Linked DNA regions of Homo sapiens: all the other regions are linked to region 1. The links are chromatin loops, found by intact Hi-C in ENCODE. Cell type or tissue: PC-3. All regions are shown on one strand. Region 1 overlaps DCPS (decapping enzyme, scavenger). Region 2 overlaps KIRREL3 (kirre like nephrin family adhesion molecule 3). Region 3 has its middle 75 kb from the start of LINC02712. Region 4 overlaps ST3GAL4 (ST3 beta-galactoside alpha-2,3-sialyltransferase 4). Region 5 holds the start of LOC105369558 (a long non-coding RNA gene). Region 6 overlaps KIRREL3 (kirre like nephrin family adhesion molecule 3).

Evidence for each region. Hi-C counts contacts between places; a loop is a spot of excess contacts. Peaks named below come from ENCODE experiments on the same cell type or tissue, not always from the same donor. Only the 100,000 strongest peaks of a DNase experiment are listed, where the experiment ranks them.
Region 2: a loop joins it to region 1, with 5 times the contacts of the local background. A loop is called at or near these places in 57 of 110 quality-filtered maps.
Region 3: a loop joins it to region 1, with 31 times the contacts of the local background. A loop is called at or near these places in 11 of 110 quality-filtered maps.
Region 4: a loop joins it to region 1, with 3.0 times the contacts of the local background. A loop is called at or near these places in 6 of 110 quality-filtered maps.
Region 5: it touches region 1 in a loop (33-fold over the local background); 32 of 110 quality-filtered maps call a loop at or near these places.
Region 6: it touches region 1 in a loop (13-fold over the local background); 101 of 110 quality-filtered maps call a loop at or near these places.

The regions. Positions count from the first base shown.
Region 1 is chr11:126,308,471-126,312,470 of GRCh38, reverse strand. All of the region lies in intron 2 of DCPS (decapping enzyme, scavenger), which reads right to left. Among named protein-coding and RNA genes, the nearest start is that of TIRAP-AS1, 6.1 kb to the right of the region's middle. RefSeq lists an enhancer at 984-1,053. In PC-3, a CTCF peak has its summit at 1,807 (motif pointing left); a DNase peak (open chromatin) is centred at 1,780; H3K4me3 peaks cover 75 bases; H3K27ac peaks cover 1,517 bases.
Region 2 is chr11:126,429,745-126,433,744 of GRCh38, reverse strand. It overlaps KIRREL3 (kirre like nephrin family adhesion molecule 3), which reads left to right. Exons shown (of 17, transcript NM_032531.4): 14 at 2,219-2,326. Among named protein-coding and RNA genes, the nearest start is that of ST3GAL4, 76 kb to the right of the region's middle. In PC-3, no CTCF peak of the experiment used is centred here; a DNase peak (open chromatin) is centred at 1,824; H3K27ac peaks cover 2,787 bases.
Region 3 is chr11:127,344,026-127,348,025 of GRCh38, reverse strand. No RefSeq gene overlaps it. Among named protein-coding and RNA genes, the nearest start is that of LINC02712, 75 kb to the right of the region's middle. In PC-3, CTCF peaks have their summits at 1,784 and 1,983 (motif pointing right); no DNase peak of the experiment used is centred here.
Region 4 is chr11:126,373,943-126,377,942 of GRCh38, reverse strand. All of the region lies in intron 1 of ST3GAL4 (ST3 beta-galactoside alpha-2,3-sialyltransferase 4), which reads right to left. Among named protein-coding and RNA genes, the nearest start is that of ST3GAL4, 20 kb to the right of the region's middle. In PC-3, no CTCF peak of the experiment used is centred here; a DNase peak (open chromatin) is centred at 1,962; H3K27ac peaks cover 421 bases.
Region 5 is chr11:126,988,930-126,992,929 of GRCh38, reverse strand. The region is part of intron 1 of KIRREL3 (kirre like nephrin family adhesion molecule 3); the gene reads left to right. It overlaps LOC105369558 (a long non-coding RNA gene), which reads right to left and starts at 499. Exons shown (of 2, transcript NR_188549.1): 1 at 396-499. In PC-3, CTCF peaks have their summits at 2,143 and 2,353 (motif pointing right); DNase peaks (open chromatin) are centred at 609 and 2,389; H3K27ac peaks cover 1,204 bases; H3K27me3 peaks cover 1,271 bases.
Region 6 is chr11:126,478,492-126,482,491 of GRCh38, reverse strand. The region is part of intron 4 of KIRREL3 (kirre like nephrin family adhesion molecule 3); the gene reads left to right. Among named protein-coding and RNA genes, the nearest start is that of KIRREL3-AS1, 63 kb to the left of the region's middle. RefSeq lists an enhancer at 3,093-3,594. In PC-3, CTCF peaks have their summits at 1,373 and 1,574 (motif pointing right); a DNase peak (open chromatin) is centred at 1,591; H3K4me3 peaks cover 304 bases.

The DNA of each region.
Region 1 (4,000 bases):
GCTACTCAGGAGGCTGAGGCAGGAGAATGGCTTGAACCCGGGAGGTGGAGGTTGCAGTGAGCCGAGATCGCACCACTGCACTCCAGCCTGGGTGACAGAGAGAGATTCTGCCCCAAAAATAAATAAATAATTTTAAAAATTAAAAAATAAAAAAGGAAACCAATAAGGCTGAAACTAGATAGGAAATACTACAGAGTATGCCATAGCGGATGGGTAAGCATTGTTTAAAGTTTCACTTCTGGCCAGATGCGGTGGCTCACGCCTGTACTCTCAGCACTCTGGGAGGCCGAGGCAGGTGGATCACCTGAGGTCAGGAGTCCGAGACTAGCCTGGCCAATGTGGTGAAACCCCATCTCTACTAAAAACACAAAAATTAGCCAGGCATGGTGGAGGATGCCTGTAATCCCAGCTACTCGGGAGGCTGAGGCTGGAGAATCACTCGAACCCGGGAGGCAGGGGTTGCAGTAAGCCAATATCGCGCCATTGCACTCTAGCCTGGATGACAAGAGCAAAACTCCGTCTCAAAAACAAACTAACTAACTAACTCAATAAATAAAGTTTCATTTCTATTCATGTCTATTAGTCCATGTGTAATAGACCATAATGTGAAACATATCTCTCACTGCGGGCAGTGGCTAAAGTTGTGAAAACTTCCTTATGTGTTTCATAACCTACCCACTGAGGTAAGTTCAGTTTCTAACCTAATTTAACAGAAAATAACTGAAGCTACTTCCCCAACTTCATCTGTAGTACACACCCCTGCCACCATCCCACCCCATCACTCCTGACATAACAGCCTCATTTCTGTTCTTCTTTCCATCCCCAGAACACGTGCTATTCCTCAGCCCAGAGTGTTCTCCCCTCTTTGCACAGCTGGCTTCTTCCCATCTTTCAGGCCTCAGCCTGGGTGTCAGCTCCACTGCAGAGAGCCCTCCTAGAGCCCTGGTCTGAGTAGGCTCTCTCCTGCTCATGGCCACTCAGACATCTGCTTCCTTGTTTGCTGTCTGCCTTCCCCACTAGAACTGCAAAGACAGGGAGACATCGGTTATCTTCACCAACACAGACCTTGCTTCTACTAGAGTAGCTGGCACATAGCAGACACTTCACATTTGTTAAATGAATAAAGAAATGTCCCAGGTCCTCATGGTTAGCAAATGGCAAAGCCAGGATTCGCACCCAGGTCTGCCTGACGTGAGGCTTGTTCTCAGCACTGGCACTGTGCTAAAACTCAGAAACAGCATGTTGCTGCCCCAGTGCATGCCATGAGAAAGCATGAGTGCCCCAGCATGACTAACTCCTAAAGCCCATGCTCTCTCCATTATGTCGTTGGGATGGACATTGCAGCTGGAAGGATGAGTGGCTCACACGAGCAGCCTCTTGCAGTCAGCTGAGAACGTGGAGGGGATAAACGAATGAGGAGACTGCAAAACCTCCAGACTTGAAGAGGAAAAGAAAGTTGCCAGTGACCAGAGGAATACCAGAAAAAAATCAGCTGAGCCCATGATTTCTACTGTGGCCAGCTCAGAAATGAGGGGTGGGGGCTCCCCTAGGCAAACAGTATTCTAGGAAGGAGGTCTAAAGAAGCAGCCAGAGACAGCAGAAAAACTCAAAGGCACAACCATGCAGGGGGACAGAGGGCTGAGGCTGCAGGAACTGCACATTCAGGGCCCTCGGGGTGGGCAGCATTGAGTTGACTCCAAGGCTGGGACTGGAGAGGGAGGTCCCAGGCTCTGACTTAGCTGGCCTTCCCACAGAGGGGACAGCTGGAGTGGGCCACAGGACTATTTTGGCAATGCTGCCACCTTGTGGCTGTGGAATGCCCAGCCCACAGGAAAACAAATCTACACATAGGTCAGTTTGTGGGTTCATTCTTCACTTATTGAAAGCACCTAATATGGGCGACATGGCTCCAACCTTCGAGGACCTCACCCCTTATATCCAGGCAGTGACCAAACTCTCCTCTTTTCACCACTATGTCCCCACCCCTGACCCCAAACAAGACTGTGAGGGCAAGGATGGTATCTTACTCATCTCTGAAGCTACGGTACGCGGCATAGGGCCTGGCACATGAGACTAATAACAGCAGCTACTACTTAGTATTGTGCTCAGTGCTTTTAAGTACATTAGCGCATCGGATTCTTGAATTGCACCTATGAGACCTCCAAATGGAGATGTCAAGGAGGGCTTTATTTCAATATGAGCCCGGAGTTCTTGGAGAGGTCAAGGATGGAGAAATAAAGGTGGGCGTCGCCGGCATACAGATGGTGTTTTTTTAAAGACCAGTGCCTCTCAAAGTTTTACGTGCATATGGCTCACCAGGGAGTTGTGCTAAAATGCAGACTCCAGTGATTCTGTAGTCTGAAATGGGGAGGAGATTCTGTTTTACCAGACTCCCAGGTGGTGCGAATACTGCTGGTTCACAAACCACACTTTGAGTGGTAAAAATCTGGAACAGAGGTTAACAAACTATGGCCAGCTGGACCTCTATTTGTACAATCAGCAAACCAAGAGTGATATTTTCATTTTCACAGGGGTTGAGAAAAAGAAGAAGGAAGGAGAAGGCAGAAAAGGCAGAAGAAGAAGGGGTTGGGAAGGAAGATGGGAGGAAAAGAAGAAGAGGAGACAGAGACCATTTGTGCCTCACAAGGCCTAAAATATTGACTCTTTGGTTTTTGACAGAAAAAGTTTGACAATCCTGACCTCAAATATCACCCAGGGAAAAGCTATGCAGCTAAACAAGGGAGCAACCGGGCCCTGAAGCAAACCGCTGCGACTTCCAAATCCCCATCCCTAGTTTTGGTAGGAAAAGCAGGAGCGAAAGGCACCGCATGTACAGTCGGCCCTCCGTATTGTGGGTTCCATATCTGTGGATTCAACCAAATGAAGAATAAAAATACTTAAAAAAAGAAGGACATTGCGTCTGTATTGAATACGTACAGACTTTTCTTGTCATTATTACCTAAAAAACATGGTATAATAACTATTTACATAGCATTTACATTGTAGCAGGCAGGAGATGTGCTTAGGGTACATGCAAATACTACACCATTTTATATCAGGGACTTGAGCATCCACAGATTTTAGTATCCAAGGAGAGTCCTGGAACCAATCCCCAGTGGATACTGAGGGATGACTTATATACCAAGAAGGCAGGAAGGCCAGGGGCAGCGGCTCATGCCTGTAACTGTAATCCCAGCACTTTGGATCACCTGAGATCAGGAGTTCGAGACCAGCCTGGCCAACATGGTGAAACCCCATCTCTATTAAAAATACAAAAATTAGCTGGGCGTGGTGGTGTGTGCCTGTAAATCCCAGCTACTCGGGAGGCTGAGGCAGGAAAACCACTTGAACCTGGGAGGCGGAGGTTGCAGTGAGCCAAGAACGTGCCATTGCACTCCAGTCTGGGTGACAAGAGCAAAACTCCATCTCAAAAAAAAAAAAAAAAAGGGGCAGGAAAAGAAAAGATGAACTAACATCTGAGGCTCCCAGGTGGGTGGGGGTGGCCCTGGAGACACCTGGGGTTCTGAGTGGGAACAAGGACTTGTGGTGGGCCAATAACCCACTGCCTCTTTCAGTGCTTATCTTGGGAAAAACAATAGAAACAGAAAGGGCGAGCAGGGACTACCTCCACTTGTGTGCAATGCCACAGAAGGACTGGGAAAATAAAAAGGACAGCCTGTGAATTCCACAGGGTTCATCTGTCGGGCAGAACCTTCTGAATTTTGGCCAAGGGTGGGGAGGGTGGGTAGAGGGATTTCGGAAGGTGAGGGAAAGGGTGTGGCAGTAAAATAATAGCCCCTAGAGCCTGCAATGCAGGGGGCCACCCCAAGTTGTGTTTGGCCACGGTGCCTTCTGTCATTCTTCTGCCGCCCTGTGCTGAGGAATACATTTGCTTAAACGTCACTGCCTGAGAAAGGAAATACAGCTGTCCATTTCCATCAACTTGCACCAATTAATCTGGCTTTTGCTCAATGGAAGACAAGGCTGTTTTGCATTAAGT
Region 2 (4,000 bases), 120 kb before region 1:
CAGAGAACCAATGAGCTGCCACAGCAGTTTCCCTTTCTTCATGGAACTAAACCTAGAGACGTTGTCGTCTATTGGTCAAGGCAAGCTCTGCTGAGGCCCAGCCCCTTTTCTCAGTCTGACTGTTGAACCAATGCGAGCACCTCCCGTTTCAATCCCTAAGTGTCCACCATTCCACCTCCTCTTGGTCCCCTCCCTGTCACCCCTACAGCTGTCCTGGCCACTAATTGGTAGGTAACCAATGGCTTCGTGTGCAAGTCCTGGGGTGGCAAAGGGATGTGCCAGCTTAACCAGCAACACTGCCAGCCAGGGGCGCCAGCTCCCTCTGGCCGGAGGGCAAATGGCTGCCACCCTACCCCCACCCCTTGATACCTCCTCCCAGCAGCATCTTCAGAGGCCAGGGTTTGAGGTCTTTCTCCTCCCTTTAAAGAAAAAGACAGCAAGAGGCTTACAACCCAGAACTGATACCTAGCTGTCCCCACTCGCCCACACTGACGAACGCAGGGTAGGCTGGGGAGGGGCTCAGTCTTTCAAAGGAACTTTCCTGGCCTTTAAGACTGTGAACTGCTGATCGGGAACGATGGCTCACGCCTGTAATCCCAGCACTTTCGGAGGCTGAGGCGGGCGGATCACCTGAGGTCAGGAGTTTGAGACCAGCCTGGCCAACATGGTGAAACCCTATCTCTACTAAAAATACAAAAATTAGCCAGGCATGGTGGCATGTGCCTGTAATCCCAGCTATTCGGGAGACTGAGGCAGGAGAATCGCTTGAACCCAGGAGGCGGAGGTTGCAGTGAACTGAGATCGTGCCACTGCCCTCCAGCCTGGGTGTCACAGCCAGACTCCATCCCAAAAATAAAAGACCGTGAACTGCTGGTGACCCCTTCCTGGGTAACAACAACAGCAAACACCAAACAGGGCTGGGTGCCAGGCTCTGCTCCAAGGCCTCTGCCCACATTCACCCAGCTCAAGCCCATAACAACCCTCAGAGGGGCCGGTACCATTATCCCCATCCTACAGATATAAGAGAGGCAAAGTCAGTTGCTCAGCAGAAGGGATGGAGCCAGGACTCGGAGCAGCAGCAGTCTGGGCGGTACCGAGCACATGAGATGTGGGGGATCTCACATGTCACTCTGTGGGTGGAGCTGGACGGGGTGGGAGTGGGGTGAGTGGAGGGGTGGGAGCAGTGAGAGGAGACCTGGATTGACCCTGGCTGGGCAGCTCCTGTGTGTCCTTGGCCAAATCACTTGACTTCTCCGGACCTCAGTGAGAGCCCCAAGCTCTCCCTGCCCCAGCATTCTCTAGTTCTATTCCTGATGGATTCCTCAAGGCCCTAAATCATGTGCTCCGACCCCACTTGCAGCTGTAGAAGGGCCAAGGCTGTGTGGAAGATCACCCCCGACTCTATCCTTACCCTCCCTGTCCCTACCCCCACTCGGCTTGGGCAGGAGACAGGCCACAGAGACTCAGCAGGGGTGAGGGCTTGCCTGCCCAGTGTGTGGGCCTCTCTTGCCAGGAGGGGTGCAAGGATGCTCAGAGGGGCAGCCTTGAGGGAGAAGCTGCAGACCTGGAGATGGAGGGAAAGGGGCCTCTCTCCTTAGAGAGGTGGCAGTGGAGAAGCTGTAACCCTGCTCCCTGGACCCTGAGACTTGGACACCTGAGGGCCACAACTGATGCCCAGCAGACCTGCGGGGAAGCTACTTAGACCTGCAAACACTAAGAGCCGGATGTCCTCTATATTCACCCGAGAAAGGGAAGGGAAGGAGAGAACATACGGAACAAACAAGGGCAGTGACCATAGTCATTTTTCAAAAAAAGCCAGGGCCTATGACTCACTGGCCGCTGTGTGATAGAGCATTCCTGTTTAATGCCAGAGAGAGCTCCATCGTGCCAGCCCCACCCCTCATCTCCGGTCTTCCTGTCCCCTGGCCCTCCCTTCTCCGTGTCTGCCTGCCTCGCTCTCCTTCCTCTGCCCTTTACCTCAGTTCCCCTGCCCTCTCCTCCACCCACCAAGCCCCTGTGTCCTCCACCCTGGTCTTTGCAGTCCCAGCTAGAGCTGACCCCAGTTGGACTCGGCCTGTGCCTGCCCAGGCCCCACTGAGGCATTTCCCAGGAGGGCCCCATGTGGCAGGGGCTGCCCCCGCAGGAACGGGGTGAGATCATGGGGGGATAGTAGGCCATTCCCCATCCGTCATCAGCTGTGCCCGCTTCTCTCCCACAGAGTCTGTGCCGATGGCCGTCATCATTGGGGTGGCCGTAGGAGCTGGTGTGGCCTTCCTCGTCCTTATGGCAACCATCGTGGCGTTCTGCTGTGCCCGTTCCCAGAGAAGTACGGGAGGGAGATCCGGGATCTCAGGGAGGGGGACAGAGAAAAAGGCCAGGCTTAGGCTGCCCCGGAGAGCAAGTAAGCAGGAGTGCAATGAACAGGGGTCCTAACAGTGCTGTGAGCTCCTGGGGCAGGGAGTGGGTCTGATGCATCGGTGTATGTGAGCCTGGGCAACATGGCGCCTGGCAGAGTGGGCGCTAGGCTGAGGTTGACCTGGACTAGACTGAACTTCATCTGCAGGGCAGCCAGCATTTTGGATTGAACACATAGCTCTTTCAGTCAGGAACTGTACAGAAAGATAGGGGGAAAAGCGGTTTGTGGTTTGATCCTTGCTCTACAAGAGCTGTTAGTCTAGAGAGACCCCATCTCTACAACAAAATAAAAATAAAGAGCTGCTAGTCTCACCAGAAAAGCAGGTCACTCACACAGCTGTGGGGGAGTGGGTGGGGAAGCAATAAAGGAATTGCTTTGAGAAAACTTTTAAAGGTCTTCAGTGATTACCAATAAAATTCTAGTGTTTGTGCACGCTTGAAGAATTGCGTGCACCGAGGAGATAACGTGTGAGAGATTGGATGGCAGAGAACAGGTGAAGACAATGGAGACACAGTGTTCCAGTCCCACCTCTTCTGCCACATGACCCTGGGCCAGCCACAGTTATTCCAGGCCTGTCTCCTCATTTATAATGAGGATATGACTCTGATGGCCCCATCTGGCACTAACATTATATAAGTGTAATGCAAAAAATGAATCACCAGAATGGGTCTGCTCCTCTGCCACTCGGCAGCCTGCACATGTTTGAAGAAAGCTGTTCCCCTTGCATTTTCTGCACTCCGAGCTAAGCAGCCTTGGCTCTCAAGACCACCCCAGCAATGATGTGGTCTCAGGACCTCCATCACCACCGTCTCAGTGGAAATTATAGGGAAGCATACAAATATATACACATACGCATATATACACATATATATACGGTTTTTTTTTATATAGGGTCTCTCTCTTTTGGCCAGGCTGAAGTGCAGTGACACGATCTCAGCTCACTGCAACCTCCGCCTCCCAGGTTCAAGCGATTCTCGTGCCTAAGCCTCCTGAGTCGCTGGGATTACAGGCGTGTGCCATCATGCCTTGCTATTTTTTTAATTTTTTGCAGAGACAGGATTTCACCATGTTGCCCAGGCTGGTCTCGAACTCCTGGCCTCAAGTGGTCCGCCTTCCTCGGCCTCCCAATGTGCTGGGATTACAGGCGTGAGCCACCGCACCAGCTCCTCAAGAATTTCCTTTTTTTTTTTTGAGACAGAGTCTCATCCTGTTGCCCAGGCTGGAGTGCAGTGGCACAATCTCGGCTTACCGCAGCCGCTGCCTCCCGGGTTCATTCAAGCGAGTCTCATGCTCAGCCTCCCGAGTAGCTGGCATTACAGGCACCCACCACCACGCCCAGCTAATTTTTGGATTTTTAATAGAGACGGGGTTTCACCATGTTGGCCAGGCTGGTGTCAAACTCCTGACCTCGTGATCTGCCCACCTCGGCCTCCCAAAGTGCTGGGATTACAGGCGTGAGCCACCGCACCCAGCCAAGAATTTTCTAACAGAGCTCTCCAACTAGAAACAGCCTGCCTCCTGCAGAAGTAGCAGTAAAGCTTCCATCACGGAGGCGTCGACAGAGAAGCTGCCCACTGCCTCAGG
Region 3 (4,000 bases), 1.0 Mb before region 1:
CATATTCATTGCCTTTCAAGCAGAGGACGAAGAGCATAATCTAGATTCTGGGGTGCAGTTAATGTTTTATGCGATGCTATAATACCCTACGATACTTGGAAGTATTGTGATTGATGAGGCTACTAACTCCTATACAAAATGTCCCAGGCCACTGGAACGCTGACTTCTTGATTTTATTTTTGTGTGTTTAAAAAAATTTCCCCAAATTGTTACCTGTAATGCCCTAGTGTTGTAAGCTTGTTTGCCTAAACCAGAATTTCACTGCCAAACTTTGTATCTCTAATGTGGTTTTGGCCAAACTTATTGAGATAATTCTATGAAAATTAAGTCATTTATGTATATTGACAATGGGTTTAAGAAATTCACCTATGAATGAAGAACTAAAATGTAAGTTTTGGTAAATGGGATCTGTGACATAATTTTGGATTGTCAGGAAACCTTAATTTTTCTTTTACTTCTGTATTCTTGATACAACTATTATCAGTGATCCAGATAATTGTAGACTTTTCATGAATTTGACTATAATAAAGTTGGAACTTGGGTTCCAACTGATCATTAAGTCTCTATGTATGTTTTTGAGTGAACTAGTATGTAATTTCCAAGTTCTTAAGATTTTGGATGGCAGGGGGTAGGGGGAGGATATGAAATAGCTTTAGTCTCTGTCCTTAAATGTTTCTAAGTTCATGTGTAATAATAAATCACTTTGATACTCAAATGTCCAGAGATTGGTCATACAGCATATAGATAATTTGGTACCATTTCATCTTCACTGTATCTTTTCTGTTGCCCAATAACCAGTCTCTTTTCATTGCTTAGAGTGAAGAGGCTGCTGTATTAACACTAATTTCTGAGCTTCTAGCTGGCTTTTATGACAACTCTCAAATAGGTTGAACTTGGTTGACAACTGCGGGACAAATGATGAAGGGGAGAAAGCTAGGCAGCAATGCTGATGCTTTTGCTACCACGTCTTCAGATCTTGCAGTGAATGCTCTAATTGACAAGATTCTGAGGGGTGGGGACACAACCTGGAGGCATAGTTAAAAATCTTGAAGAACAGTCACTCCTGAAAGGCAGAGGTGCCTCTTTTTTTTCTTATTTATGCAGGAATTTAAGTTTAGTAAAGAGAATATATAACACACATACATACACCCCACCCACACATGTATACATACATACAAAAATATACACACATCACATTAAGGAGAAATTGGAAAAAAATGAAAAAGGAATTCCTAAGGTGAGTAACTTGGGGAGAAAGATGAGATGCCCACAGGAGTAAAATAAAAACACAGCAGATTCCTGTTTCTTACAAACGTATGTTCCCATCAGGATTACTGAAGCAGCTAGTGTTCATTTTGGCATTTTCAACTAGAATACTCAAAATTTCAGGGAACAGTAAAACTCTCCAGATTTGTTTAGAAGGAAAAATCATTACACATGAAACAACAAAGCACTTTTAGGGGCTAAGTCTGGAGAAGGGGCTAAGGCATGGTACTGAGCAGGGGGAAGTTTGGTGTGGAAGTCATTTTCTCTACCAATGACTCCAAAACCCAGAAATGTCAATGCAAAAAGATCTCCCAGTTCAAACATGTTGTCTATTGTCTGTGTAAAGACTAAAAACTCCTGAAATTACCCAAGAAGACAAGGAAACTTCATACAACTACGTTCACATCAGATGCATCCCAGTAGCACCATTTTCTCTCTATAATTCTTAGAGTTTCTTATCAGAAACCCTTGCTGCTTTCCAAATCCCTCTGTTTTCTTTCTTCTTGACCTCGGACGCCTCTGGGCATGTGCCCCCAGGAAGAGAAAAATGGCTTGAGCAGAGGCATAAAATGATGCACAAATCTGCCATAAGTTCATCCTAAGTCAACTGAAAGCAGCAGAAGAAATGGCTTGCAAAACAACAACAACAGCAGCAACAAAAAACTAAAAACCAGCAAGATTTTGGTTTTTTCGTCCATGTAGCTTTGGAGCCACCAGATGGCGGTGTTGCAGACCAGCTCTTAGAGCCTCTGGGTGCAGTGGAAATGAGAGAATAGGAAGAATTATTAATATTAAAGCGATGCCTGAAATGTGCTGGTGTTTGCGTCGCTACCAAAACGCCGAATGCATTGCGACTAAGGACAGCAACTTAAAGGCGGGGATGACTTTTCTTCCACAGTTTATTCTGAAACAGCAGGAAGCTACCAGGCAGTTTCATGGGATTAGATTGATTTAACCTCATCAGCCAGATCACTGTGAAAGGAAAGATGTTCCCAGAGACCCAAGTTTACATGATGACTCCAGAGCAAGAGACGAAACCCGATGAAACCAGTAAAAGCCGTCAGAACAAGCTCTCCAGGGCTCCCATCACCACTTTCCTCCATTTCTTTCTTTCCATTGACTGGGTCCCCAAGCCACCTCTCGCTGCAGCCCGTCACCGACGCTGGCAACACACGCACACACTCACATTTTAAAAAGCAAATGTCACAGAATTTCCAACAACCACACTTGCCAGCCAAAGAAAGCGTTCATTGATTTCCTGTTTTGTGAATTGATACAGATAATTTCTGTGGCTTAAGGGGTTCATTAACTCACTCATTTGAAATAATCTGAACATAAGCCGAGTTAAAGTTTTCTCTTGTCCTGTGTCCAGACTCATTTAACTCAATTTTTGAGAGCACAGTGCTAAGGAAACCAAAGCTCAGTGTTCAATATCCACTTGGTTTTACTCTGTTCCACTGATATGCCTCATACTCACAACCCTGGCTATCTATCTAGGACTAAGGTCAGAAAAGGAACTTAAGGGTCAGAAATGAAAAACAGAGTATGGATGGAGAAATACAAATATACTCTAACTACTGGAGAAAAATGGTCCCAAATCAATCTTAGGTTTTGGTTTGAGGTAAAATGGGTAAGCACAATTCACATTGTCTCTCCTGTTGAATGTAGCTGTAAAACCTGTGCAGAAAGGATGGAGCATCTCTTTGAGGACTCTAGTGGTAAAAAATAGCTGGAGGGTTGGAAAAGAAGATACAAATTTAAAGTACCAAGAAACTGGCAGACAATTTCACATTTTTCCTCCTTTCTCTCTCAGTGTAGACACACAGTAGCATAAAACCAGGAGGTGGTCATTAACCTTGGACAGATAACACTTTAGGAGACGCCTGGAAAAAAATAAAACTATCCCTACTCACAGACGACGTAATTCTGTATGTAGAAAAGTCCCAAGAAAACGACAAAGGAGCTCTTGGGATGAATAAATGAGTTTCACAAAGTCAACATACAAAACCAAATTATATTTCTATATAATGGCAATGAAATTTCAGAACTCAAAAAGAAAAGTCTTCAATAGCTTTAAAAGAACACAAAATACTTAGTTATAAAAGTAACATAACTTACACTGTATTTCCAGGTTGAACATTATAAAATTCTGATAAAAGAAATAAAAGAACGTACTAAATGGAGAGACATACAGTGCTCATGGATTAGAAGACTTAATAAGATAAAGAGGTTAACTCTCAAATTAACAGGTAACACAATTTCAACAGTAAAAAGCAAACAACCCAATTTTAAAATAGGCAAAAAACAAACATGAAAAAAAAAAAAACAACCTTGAACAGACCCTTTACTTAAAAGAGGACATGTATGGTTAAAACATAAATGAAGAGGCCAGGCACAGTGGCTCACACCTGTAACCCCAGCACTCTGGGCGGCCGAGGCAGGCGGATCACGAGGTCAGGAGTTCGAGACCAGCCTGACCAACATGGTGAAACCCCCGTCTCTACTAAAAAAAAAAATACAAAAATTAGCTGGGCATGGTGGTGTGTGCCTGTAATCCCAGCTACTGGGGAGGCTGAGGCAGGAGAATCACTTGAACCTGGGAGACAGAGGTTGCAGTGAGCCGAGATCGCGCTATTGCACTACCACCTGGGCAAAAGAGTGAGATTCTTTCTCAAAAATAAATAAATAAATAAATGAAGAAACACAGGAAAAGATTATCAATATCACTAGCCAT
Region 4 (4,000 bases), 65 kb before region 1:
ATTTTACCAACTTCTGAAAAAGTTTAATTGACACTTCGAATTATCTTAAGCAGTACAATCTGGGATGAATGAATTGGCCTCAGTAGTACTGTACAATAGAAGACTTCTTGCTACTTTAACTGCTCAAAAAGGGAGACCTTGTTCCCTAATTGGTAGAAAGGTGTTGCTGGCCGAGCGCATGGCTCACGCCTATAATCCCAGCACTTTGGGAGGCTGAGAGAGGTGGATCACCTGAGGTCAAGAGTCTGAGACCAGCCTGGGTGAAACCCTGTCTCTACTAAAAATACAAAATTAGCCGGGTGTGGTGGCACACGCCTGTATTCCCAGCTACTCAGGAGGCTGAGACAGGAGAATCACTTGAACCCAGGAGGTAGAGGCTGCAGTGAGCCAAGATCACACCACTGCACACTCCAGCCTGGGCAAGACAGAGTGAGACTGTATCTCAAAAAAAAAAAAAAAAAAAGAAGGTGTTGGCCAGGCACGGTGGCTCACACCTGTAATCCCAGCACTTTGGGAGGCTGAGGCAGGTGGATCACCTGAGGTCAGGAGTTCAAGACCAGCATGGCCAACATGGTGAAATCCCATCTCTACTAAAAACACAAAAATTAGCTGGGTGTGGTGGTACACACCTGTAGTCCCAGCTACTCAGGAGGTTGAGGCAGGAGAATCACTTGAACCTGGGAGGTGGAGTTTACAGTGAGCTGAGATTGCGCCACTACACTCCAGCCTGGGCGACAGAGTAAGACTCGATCTCAAAAAAAAAAAGTGTCATTTTTATGTTAACAAATCAGGTATTACCGAAAACTTAAAATACCTTAAAGAACACACATGGGTTTTTCATTAGATGGGCACTGCCTTCTCCATTGATTCACTCAGCTGGTTAAGTCTTGGCTCCTGGGAATCTTTGCTCAGAGGAATTTTTCAATCCTTGGCTATTATTCTCCTTATAATTATTATGTTTACCCCCCTGGTGCCTTGTATTCTCTCAAGGGTTCTAAATGATTTCCAACAGCTGCTCAAATATCAAACAGTTACCATGAGGATCATTCAACTTGAGGAAAGCAACACTGACTATGTAACTGCTAACTGTGGCCATGGAATTCTCATCCCCAACCTACCTACTGATGATGACAACAACATCTACCTGACTCTTTGTCCCAGTGACTACATTGGTGGTGGTAACAGAGAGTAATACTGTGTCATCTAGTCACACTATCAGCTTGCTGAGAGAATAACCAGAAGCAAGGAATTGTTAAAGCAAAATTTGGAGACCAGGCCTGAAAAATTCCTTACCAAACAAAACCAATGAGGCCTTAACAACAGCCTTAACCTTGCTTAAAAGACAGCATAATCAAATCTTAACTGGGGTTATTTATGGTAAATGCTTCTGTTTGACACAAATAAAACTTCAGCCAATCATAAGTAGCCAACTAACATATGGTTATGTGACTAGGAAACTTCCAACAAGGTAAACCAAACAAAGCAATTTTGTAATTGCAACCAATTAAATCAAATAAATTCTTCATTTTGCTTTTACATTCACTCTCCAAACACCTGCCTCTGAAACTGTCATTGGGCCACTAAACCTCTTTCGGTTTTCTGTTTCCCAATTCACTTCTTACACAAATAAACTCTTTAAAATATTATTGTGCCTGAAAAATTCTCTTTCACACAGGTAATATATTTTATTTTATATTTACTGGCTTTCAAATATTGCCCACTATCCTGGGACCTCTGAAACTGAAGACATTTTAATACCAAAAGCCAATCGGAGTAACTTACTATAGAATATGCTCTATGATATAATGTAATTTCGTATTATATAATTCTGTGTTTTCCTATCTTGCCTGTGAGGCTATGAACTCTGTGGTCAGGAACTTCTTTATATCTCTAGATTCTATTAAACTGCCAAGAATGTGGCAGATGTTTTATACACATTTGACAAACAATAATACGTGACTAACGATGTATTGCATGGCGAATTAACAACTGAAACAATGTACTGCACGTTCACTTTGTGCGAAACCAGGATCTCTTACTCATAGCCAGGGGCAAAAAAAAAAAAAAAAAAAAGGAAGAAAAGGAATCAGGATCCTGCAATCTCTGCCCCACTAACTTTGGGGGCCAGACAGTTCATTGTTGCGGGGTCTGTCCTGTGTATTGTGGGACGCTTAGCAGCATCTCTGGCCTCTACCCACTAGACACCAGAAGGAAATCCCACTCCCCAGGTGTGACAGAATGTTTCCAGACATTTCCAAATGCTGAGGACCACTGTGCTAGATGCTTCTAAGGGCTGTGCAAGTATTAAATATGATCTCGACCCTGTGAGTTCAACACGATAATTACCTCCATTGTAGAGCCAGGGAACTAAGGTGGGAAAGGGGTCAGTAACCGGCCCAGGTTGTACAGCTCGTGAGGAGCGGAGCTGGCACTGGAATTCTGGCTACTTCAGCCAGAACCCCCACATCCTACGGCTTCTAAAACCATCCCGTGCAGACTGGCTCCCTAGACTCCACGATCCCCGGGATGTCCACCCCTGCCCTACACAGCAATTAGGGGAAGGGGTCTCAAGCACATCCAAGTCCTTCGAAGGCTCCGCACAGTGACGAAGAGCCTGTCAAGCCCCTCCTCAGCCACGCTTCCGCACGAGACACAGTCTCTAGCCCCCACAGCCCTGGTGCTCTCTGGAAGCTCTGCAGTATGTGTTCAAGGCACACAGCTGTATTCGTGGGACCACTAACGCCTGCCAGATGGACACCAGACTTCCATGAATCCGACCATTTTTTGCAGCCACATCCCACCACTGGCATGGACTGACTCTCTCCGCTGTAGGCCAGGTCTCCCGGGCTGCGGACTCCTCTGGCTTCCCTGCCGAACTTCAGCGCGGGCCTGGGCTGTACCTGCTTCCACACATTCCACAGCCTGTCCAGGAGTCAGTCTCCACAGTGTCTGCCAACCCACAGCGATTCCTCTCGGCTTAGTGTCCGCTGCCCACGTTCTAGAGGGGACTCAAGCTGGACTGTGCATTTGACGTCATTAATACAACTGCCAGGTACAGTGAGCGCAGGCTACGGGCTGGGGAGTTCTCCCACAGGGTTAGAATCCACCCGATCAACACTCGGATACAGACGGTCCGCTAATTGCAAGTGCCAAGAACAGACCGGTCATCTGTAAAACTCCTCCTCAGCCCCAAAACCTCCATGGACTCTTCTCACTTACGGGGAGAGCCCGGGTCCTTGCTCTGACGCACAGAGACACACGTGCTCTACTGGCCAGCACCTCCTCCCTCCTTGCCCAACTCCTCTCCATGGAGGCTGCCCCACGCACCAGCCTCACCAGGTCTAGGGGGCTACCTAGGCATGCTCCCTCCTCTGAGGCTTTGTACTTTCGTTCACTCAGTCAAGAATGCTTTTCCGTAGACATGGGCTTGGCTATCTCTCTTCATCCAGCTTTCCTTTTCTCTATTTTTTTTTTTTTTTTTTTTTTTTGGAGACAAAGTCTTGCTTTGTCATTCAGGCTGGGGTACAATGGTGTGTGATCTTGGCTCACTGTAACCTCCACCTCCCGGGTTCAAGCAATTCTCGTGCCTCAGCCTCCCAAGTAGCTGGGATTTCAGGCATGCACCACCATACCCAGCTAATTTTTGTATTTTTAGTAGGAACGGGGTTTCCCCATGTTGTCCAGGCTGGTCTCGAACTCCTGACCTCAAGTGATCTGCCAAACTCGGCCTCCCAAAGTGCTGGGATTACAGGGGTGAGCCACTGTGCCTGGCCTCTTTGTCCAGCTCTTACTCAGCTTCTCTACTTCCCAGCAACAACTCCACACACCCAACACTGCAGGCCCCCTCCCCTGCTTGCAAAGATGTTTCTCTTGTTTTGCTTGCTGCTGTATTACCCATGTTGACAATAGTGCCCGGCACCCAGCAGGCTCTCAATACAAACGTGTTGAATTAATAAATGGATCTGTTCATCGGATAGCATCGCTCCAGTGCAGGTGGAAC
Region 5 (4,000 bases), 680 kb before region 1:
GCTAAAGAATGTGGAAGAGAAGAAAAAAGATCATGGAAACACACAGAGGCAGGACTGCTGGCTGCACGCTGGACTTGAGCAGAAAGAGTGCATTGAGGAATGAGATTTGCCAGTTTGTGGATCCCCTTGGCTAGTTAGAGGCGCAGGCAGCCTAACATTGAAGATGGGTGCTAACCAGAAGAGGAAACAGCACTGGAGCAGGTGAGCACAAAAACCTAGGGACATTTTGCTGATGATGTCTTTCTTGTTCTCAAGAGGAAGCTAAGTTATACTGGCTTTAGGGAAACCAAGGTTACAAGTGAAACAATTCTACTCAGAAGATGTTGGAAATGTTTTACAAGGCTCTGGCACTGAGTACCCTTCCATTTAAGAGTAGAGAATATCATCAGATCTACCTGTATGTTCCACACTTTGGCCTGTTCTCTTCAGGAACTGGTGGAGGCTGGCAGGACAAGCTCAATGATGAAGCAAAACCCCGATTGTTCAGCAAGAAATAGACAGTGTTATTTCCATGACTGCGGATATGTAAGTCTCAAGTCTAAGGCTGGCCCACTGAACAGTCTCTCATTGCTGAGAGTGTTCTGACTCACGGTGGAATTCAGGCCATCAGGAATGTAGGAGTCAATTCCTGAGAAATGGGTTAGAGAGTAGACTAGATGACGTCCAAAACCTCTCCAACTGTAAGATTCTCTGAATATTATCTCTTAGCAACAATCTATTTATTTTGGATGACACATTCCTAGGGAGTAGGTGATGCATTCTATTTGCTCTTTGCCAGCAAATTTTCTTGTAGGTGCCTGGCAAATTCTTTTGGTTGTTGAGGGTGTTGTTAGTCGTGGCAGTAATTATGTTCTTATGATGATGATGGTGATGATAACTAGCATTTGTGTAAAGCTTCATAAGTTGCAGAGTGGCTTTCACAAGCACTACCTCATTTCATCAGCAGAAGTAATGAGAAGTGGGCATTATTGCTGTCATACCCCCAGAGAGGTTACTTTGCTTGACTAAAGTCATTTTCAGTCTGGTTCACTTATTCATGTGCCTTGATGTTCCTCAAGATGCTGGTACATCCAGCTGTTCCACATCAACACTAAAAAATGCAGGAGAGTATCCTAAGCTGTGGTGTCATAAGACAGGTCATAGTCTTATAATTTGTGGCAATCCCCAGTGTCTAGGACTGGAAAAGGATTTTAGGGAGTTTCCTATGAAAATCATGCATCCGAATCCCAGGTCTGACCTTCGAACAAGGAGGCAGCATTGTAGTTCAATTTCTTTTTTATTCCAGACTCTTTCTGAGTCAGTTTCTTTATCTTTCTGGCATTCAGTTTTACCTCGGGGTACAAAGTTTCCAGAGGAAATAACAGGCCAGGCTTTGGGGCTGAAGAGTAATTAAGGACATACTGCTTGAGTAGCTCCTTTTGTGGCTGTTCTGACAAATAATAATAATAATAATAATAAAAAGGAAGGAAGCAAAGGCAGGGACTTTGCTTCTCTTAATTGGTTGATTAAAATCCAAGTCTTTTATCACCCCTGGTGTCTAGCACACTATTGGGCACATAGAAGGCTGTGAATAAGTGTGGAAATATTGGAATGGAATGAGGGGTAATGAGAGGAGAAGCCAGCAGTGCTTGTAATATCAGCACATGGAGAGATGCTGAGAGGGCCCCTGGCAGGAGGCAGAAGAAGAACCTGACTAAGTGAAGTGTGGACGTGCCCTGCAGGAAGTTGTTCCTTTCTGGAAGGCTTTGAATGCCCTTTGGGTCACCAGAGACAACGCCAAGAGAAACAGCCTCTGCCAAGCCACCCACTGCTCAGCTTCAACAGGAAACCATCGCGTCCTTCTGTTCTTTAATGCATGTCAGTGCCCATTTCTGTCAGTCACCTGCAAATGTCACAGGTGACTCGGCTCTGGTGCAGTGTGACAGTCCACCTGTCACCCTTGGCAATGCTGGGAGCAATGACAGCTTCAGAGTAACACTGGGGCCCGGTTGGTTCATTGCACAGGAAGCTTAGCACGTTCATCCGGGAGTGGCAGGAGGAGTGATTCCCACCCTTCCCTGCCTCACTGACCTTGTGGCAAAGAAAGCAAAACCACCACTTAATCCCTCAGTGGTTGCGTTCCCTAAATCCTAGGACCTGCACTTTTTCTGCGTCTTGCTAGAGGACGCTGGGGTCCACCCCACATTCACAAGGAGTTCTGTTTCTTCAGGGAGATGCCCTCTGAAGCCTTTTTCTTACATAGGAAGCTGCACCTGAGTGAGGGGCAACTGCGGAGGCAGAGAGGAGCTGTTCTTCTGAAGCCGCACCAAGAGCTGGGGCACTATTTTGGGCCCTGACGCCAGGTGAAGGCTGCAGTGCCTCAGTCAGCCTGATGGTGGCAGCAGCAGCGCTTGCAAAGCCCTGAACCTGCCCAGAGAGAGCAGAGCCCGGGAGGTCCCTTAGGACGGGGAAGGGGAAAGCCTAGTGGCTGCCGGGAGCTGGGAAGGGACGGGAGGGATGGGGGGCTCTCCTCCTCGCCTCTGGGTGGTGAGGGCAACGTTACAGATGGCGGCGGCTCTCGCAGGAGGCGGGTTCCTCTCTCCTGATTCTGCAGGGTGTGAGGGTGGAGTGTTTGAGGGGATCCGGATGAAGGGTGGCAGCAGCTAAGGGGGTACAATTGCAAATGCTCAGAGGGGCTTGAGAGAGCTTCAAAGAGAGGGAGCGAGGAAGCTCAGCCCACCACACGGGTTTCCCTGCCACAGGGATGATGTTTCTCTCCTGTATGTGAAGGTGAGTCCTCCCCAGCAGGGGGACCGCCAGCCCAGAGCCCCTACCTCTCCCTAGAGCCGCCTCCAGGCCTGTGCCCCCTGCCCCGCTCCAGGCGTTTTCCCTTCCACAAGGAGTGATTCCACCCTTCCAGGGTCAGGGAGCCAATATTTCTGTTGTCATTCCCCGCAAATGCTGAAAAAACAAAACAAACAGATGCTAAAATGAGGCTTCATTATTCCTGATCTCCTGGGCAGGCTGTGGAGGTGCTACTCTGTTTTCACCTCTGGATGGTATTACTAATTTCCAACAACACCATTATAAAAAACCACCACGGGCCATGGCTGTTTGAACATCCTTCCAGGCAAGATAACTGGATCCTGGCCACAGGCCCTGGAAACAATGGCCTTCATGCTGCAGGAGAGACACCGGGGGAACCCTGTTGGCCCTAAGACTTCGTTCCCCTGTTGGCCCTAAGACTTCGTCATGCCTTTCTTTACCTCCAAGGGGATGGCGGCTCACCTTTTTTGCCACTTGATAATTGTGACGAGATGTGTCTGAGATCCCGAGTTGATCCACAGGCAGCGTGAACTAAGATAGCGGGAATAGAATGAAGGAAAGGTGCAGCCACCATGGGAACAATCCACTCCCTTGTCTGGTCTGCAGCCTGAGTGGTTGGTAGAGCTGGCGGTTTATGTTACCTTTGGCCTTTCATTCAGTTTTTCTGAAGTTGCTGGAGGGATTTTCTATACGGTGTGCTGAGACCCCAGCAGCTTCCCTCAGCTGACTCACCATCAGAGTCCCTTGCCGCTCTCTCTGCATCAGGGTGAGCTGCCACTGCCCCCTTCGTCCCCACAGTGCCAGCCTTTCTGGGCAGTGGAGTTGGGCTGAAGGCAGGATTGCTGTCTTCATTTTACTGATAGTTCTACTAGCAAATTCCAGGTGACTTCTTCAGCATCTCTTGTAGAAAAGAAAACTTTTTGCATAAGTTTTGCAAAACCTTACTTCAAACTGCAGAGTTGATGCTACAAGGGTAGAAGAGGAAACATAGAGCTGCATAGTTTGAGAATTTACTGAAAATAATGGGGACTGAGCTCCTCCTCAAATTAAAAGATGTTATACCAACGAGGTGTTTGACCTTGGCCCTGCTGTCCCCCGACCCCTTGATTTGGCCACTTTTTCCCTTTCTCCTTTCACCAAGAGCTGCGTTAGTGTTTTGGGATACCTTAATAGAAAGCTGAACTGAGGAGGGAGG
Region 6 (4,000 bases), 170 kb before region 1:
TTTGTTATTTTAATTCATATTTTACAAATAAGGACACTGAGGCACAGAGAAGCTAAGCAGTTTTCCCATGGCCACAAGCCAGTAAACATAGCACCCAGGATTCAAACCCAAGCTGCCCGACCTTCAAGTTAGCAAAGCAAAAGGAAAGGGGCAGGCCCGGCACGGTGGTTCATGCCTGTAATCCCAGCATTTTGGGAGACCAAGGCAGGTGGATCACCTGAGGTCAGGAGTTCGAGACCAGCCTAGCCAACATGGTGAAACTCCATCTCTACTAAAAATACAAAAATTAGCCAGGCATGATGGTGGGCACTTGTAATCCCAGCTACTCAGGAGGCTGAGGCAGGAGAATCACTTGAACCCAGGAGGCAGAGGTTGCAGTGAGCCGAGATCATGCCATTGCACTCCAGCCTGGGCAACAAGAGTGAAACTCTGTCTCAAAAAAGATAAATAAATAAAAAATGGAAAGGGGCAATTGGGGAAAAGCGATTTACTCCAACAAATGCAGGTGGCTCTTATCCACAAGGAGGAATTGAGGTAAGAAGTGATGAAAAGCAAGGCCGAAGAGTCAGCAGTGGCCAAGAAGTTCAGACTATTTAGATGGCAATGAGGGACTTTCAGAGGATTTGAAACAGAGGAATGCTAGACATTCAGCACATGGTGGGTGAATTACTGGTTGACTGGATAGGTGAATATTCAGACTTCTGTAACAGTCACTCTGGAAAAGCACAGAGGACTAGGAGATGGAGGGGAGAAGCACTATTGTAATCCAAGCACAAAAGGATGATGGCTGATCCAGGAAGCCTGTGGGAATGGAAAGAGACAAATCTGAGCGATACTTCAGAGGGTTAACCAGGCTAGTTGGCAAGACAGGGTGACTGAGAGTGGAATCCAGAAAGACCCCCAGATTTCTGACTTGGTCCCCAAACAGTGGGGCCATTCTCCAAAATACAGAATATGGGGATGGATGGGTGTCTGGGAGAGGCGGTGGGTGTGGTGTCACACCTGCTGAGCTTCGAAGGCCCGTGGACAGTTGGGTCATGACTCTGGAGCTCAAGAGAGAGGTCTGGCCTGAGATGCTTCTTTGGAATTCGTCAGCTTAAAGATGTGAGTTGAGTTCACAGAAAAGTGAAGGTTTTCCATTAGATAGTGTGTCAAATGAGATATGGCCAGCAAGAGCTAACTAGGGAAGACCAGCATTTAAGGGGTGGGAAGAAAACAAAAAGTAACAACCAGAGAGGAAGGAGAAAAGCCAGGAGGGAATCCCGGAGGCCAATTTAGGATGTATCTATTCCCTGCCCAGTGTTACTTTCCTTCTAGTACTTATCAACACCTAACCTTGTATTATGTATGTATTTGTGTATTCATTTATTGTCTGTCTCTCCCACTAGAAGGTAAACTCCACTAGGGCAGAAGCTTCTTGTCCCTAGTGTTTAGAAAGGGCCTGGCGTATAGTAGGTGCTCAATACGAATTTCTCCAAACATTGTTCGGCTACCACTGGGAAGCTGACTCTTAAAACCAGGTCAGCTCCCTCTTGTCTCTACATCCTGCAGTTCTCCATTGTGGCCATTAGGTGGCGCATCTGTATACGTGAGGAAACCGGAAGCTGGGATTACACGCGGCCCAGAACCAGAGAACCGGGCAAAACCACAAAAGGCAGCAAAGAGCTGGGCGGACTACAAACAACATTCGTCCGTTCCCTTAGCAGACATCGCCAAAGCACCAACTGCGAGCCAGGCTCATGCTTCCTGGGGCCCTCTGAAATTCAGACTGCGGGGAGGGAAGGGAGGAGAGTACCTGCCAGGTCTGAATGCCCCCTGGGACAGGCAGAGAGCCCGCTTCGCAGAGCTCTAGGGCCAGGACAAAGGCAGGGGTTAGTGGAAGGGCTGCTGCAGCTGCAGGGATAGTCTGGGAGCTGCTCTAACTCCAACAGAACATGTTGTAGGGTCAAAATCTCGAGTCTAAATTCCAACTTCACCACTTATGGCTGTGTGGTCTTTGCCAAGTAATTTGCCCTCTCTGAGTCTCAGCTTCTTAACCTATAAAATGAAGACCCTAATAGTCCCTGCCTCAAAAGATATTGAGAATAAAATGAGAGGACCTTGGCTCAGCACTTTTCACACAGCCACAAACCTAAATATTATTCCTAAAAATTAGACATAATAACCTACATTTGTATAGCCTTTTACAATGTTCTCTGTGTATCTTTCATATTGTAAGGTAATCCTCATGATAACCCTGCAAGATAGGTATTTTTATTATCTCACTTCCCAGATAAGAGGATTAAGGTTGTCGGATTATATAACTTGTCTACAATCATATGGCTCATAAAGTGATCGACTCAAGTCAAGTTCAGCTCAGCAAATGCATATGCCACCCTGTGCCCTGTGCAGCAGGCAGGCACTCTGCTGGGAGATGGGGATCCGGATGGAGATCATGGTTCAGGGAAGAGACACACACAGAGAGATTTCCATAGGATGTGGTAGCTAGTGAGTCAGGGGATGCCCAGGATGCTGTGGGATCATAGACAGAAGCCCTATACACTTGGCCCAACTGGCAGATTCTAGAAAGGCCGCTCAGAGAGGGTGCCCTCTGAACTAAGTCTCAAAGGGTGTGTAAGAGTGACCCAGGAGAAGACCAGTGGTCCAGGAGAACGCCAGCATTCCAAGCTAAAGAAACGGCATACACAAAGGAAGCTGTTCTGAAACAAGATCGTGTAACTCCAAAGCTAGTAAGCAGGGAGCAGTCTGCCCCTTTCTCTGGCCGGCCCCGGGGGAGCGAAGGGAGCAGGCAGCCTGTGAAGGGATCAAGGGTCCCCACACGTGCTCTTTGTCCAGTGAGCCTTCCCTTCATAGCACTTGTCAGTTTGTCATGATTTCTACCTCGGAACCCTTAGAGCAGCGCTCCTCCAGCTTGAAAATGTATGTGAATTGTCTGGGGTCTTTTCAAAGGCAGATTTTGACTTAGGAGGTCTGAGGTGGAGCACAAGAGTCTGCTTTTCTAACAAGCTCCCAGGAGGTGCCAAGGCTGCACACATGTCCGTCTTGGGCACTGGCCTGGAGTGGCAAGGGCCTCCCCATCAGCTCTAAGATGGCAGGCCGTGTATGGCTTCACTCAGCTATCATAGCCTCAGCTTGTGACATGGAGGAGGCTGGTGAGAGAAAGGTTGGGAGGGAGGGAGGCAGGAGGGCAGGACACATGGCAGGCTGACTGCAGGGCTGCAGCGGGGAACCTGGGGATGGAGAAGATGCTGAAGGTGTGGGAGATGCACCCCGAGGCTTCGGCATCCTCCCTCCACTGTAGTCAGTGCTGGAACTCCTAGCACTGACTCTCCCAGAGCCCCTGGGTCTGCGGCAGAACAAAATCAAAGAACCCACAAACGTCCTTCTCCCCACTCAGCCAAGTGTCTCTGATCTGTCACCATGCTCGGCCTGCCGCCCTCTCCCATCCTATGTTCCAGACAAATCAGAGGACAGCAGCCACGGAGAAACAGGCTGAGAATCAGCTCCCAGCACCAAGCCCCCCTCAGCCAGGCTTCCCTCTCTCGAGGAGAGACAGGGAGCACCAACCCTGATGCCACAGCAGCGCAGAGTTCCTACAGCGCTGTCCCAGCTGGCCTCAGAAGGGCTCCTGCTTTGCCCTCCTCCCTCCCACTACTCACGCAGCCCGTTCCCAACTGTACCCAATGCACACACACATGCATGCACACACACAAACACACATATACACACACATATACACACACACACTTACATACACATGTATACACACACCCATACACATGTATACACACATGTACATCTACATGCACATACATACACATACATATATACATATACACATACATACACACATACACACGCATACACACATACACACATATACATGCATATACATATACACATACACACGTGTACACACATATATACACATACACACATATACACACATGTACACACATATATACACACACACATACACACACACAAGATTTAAAACGCT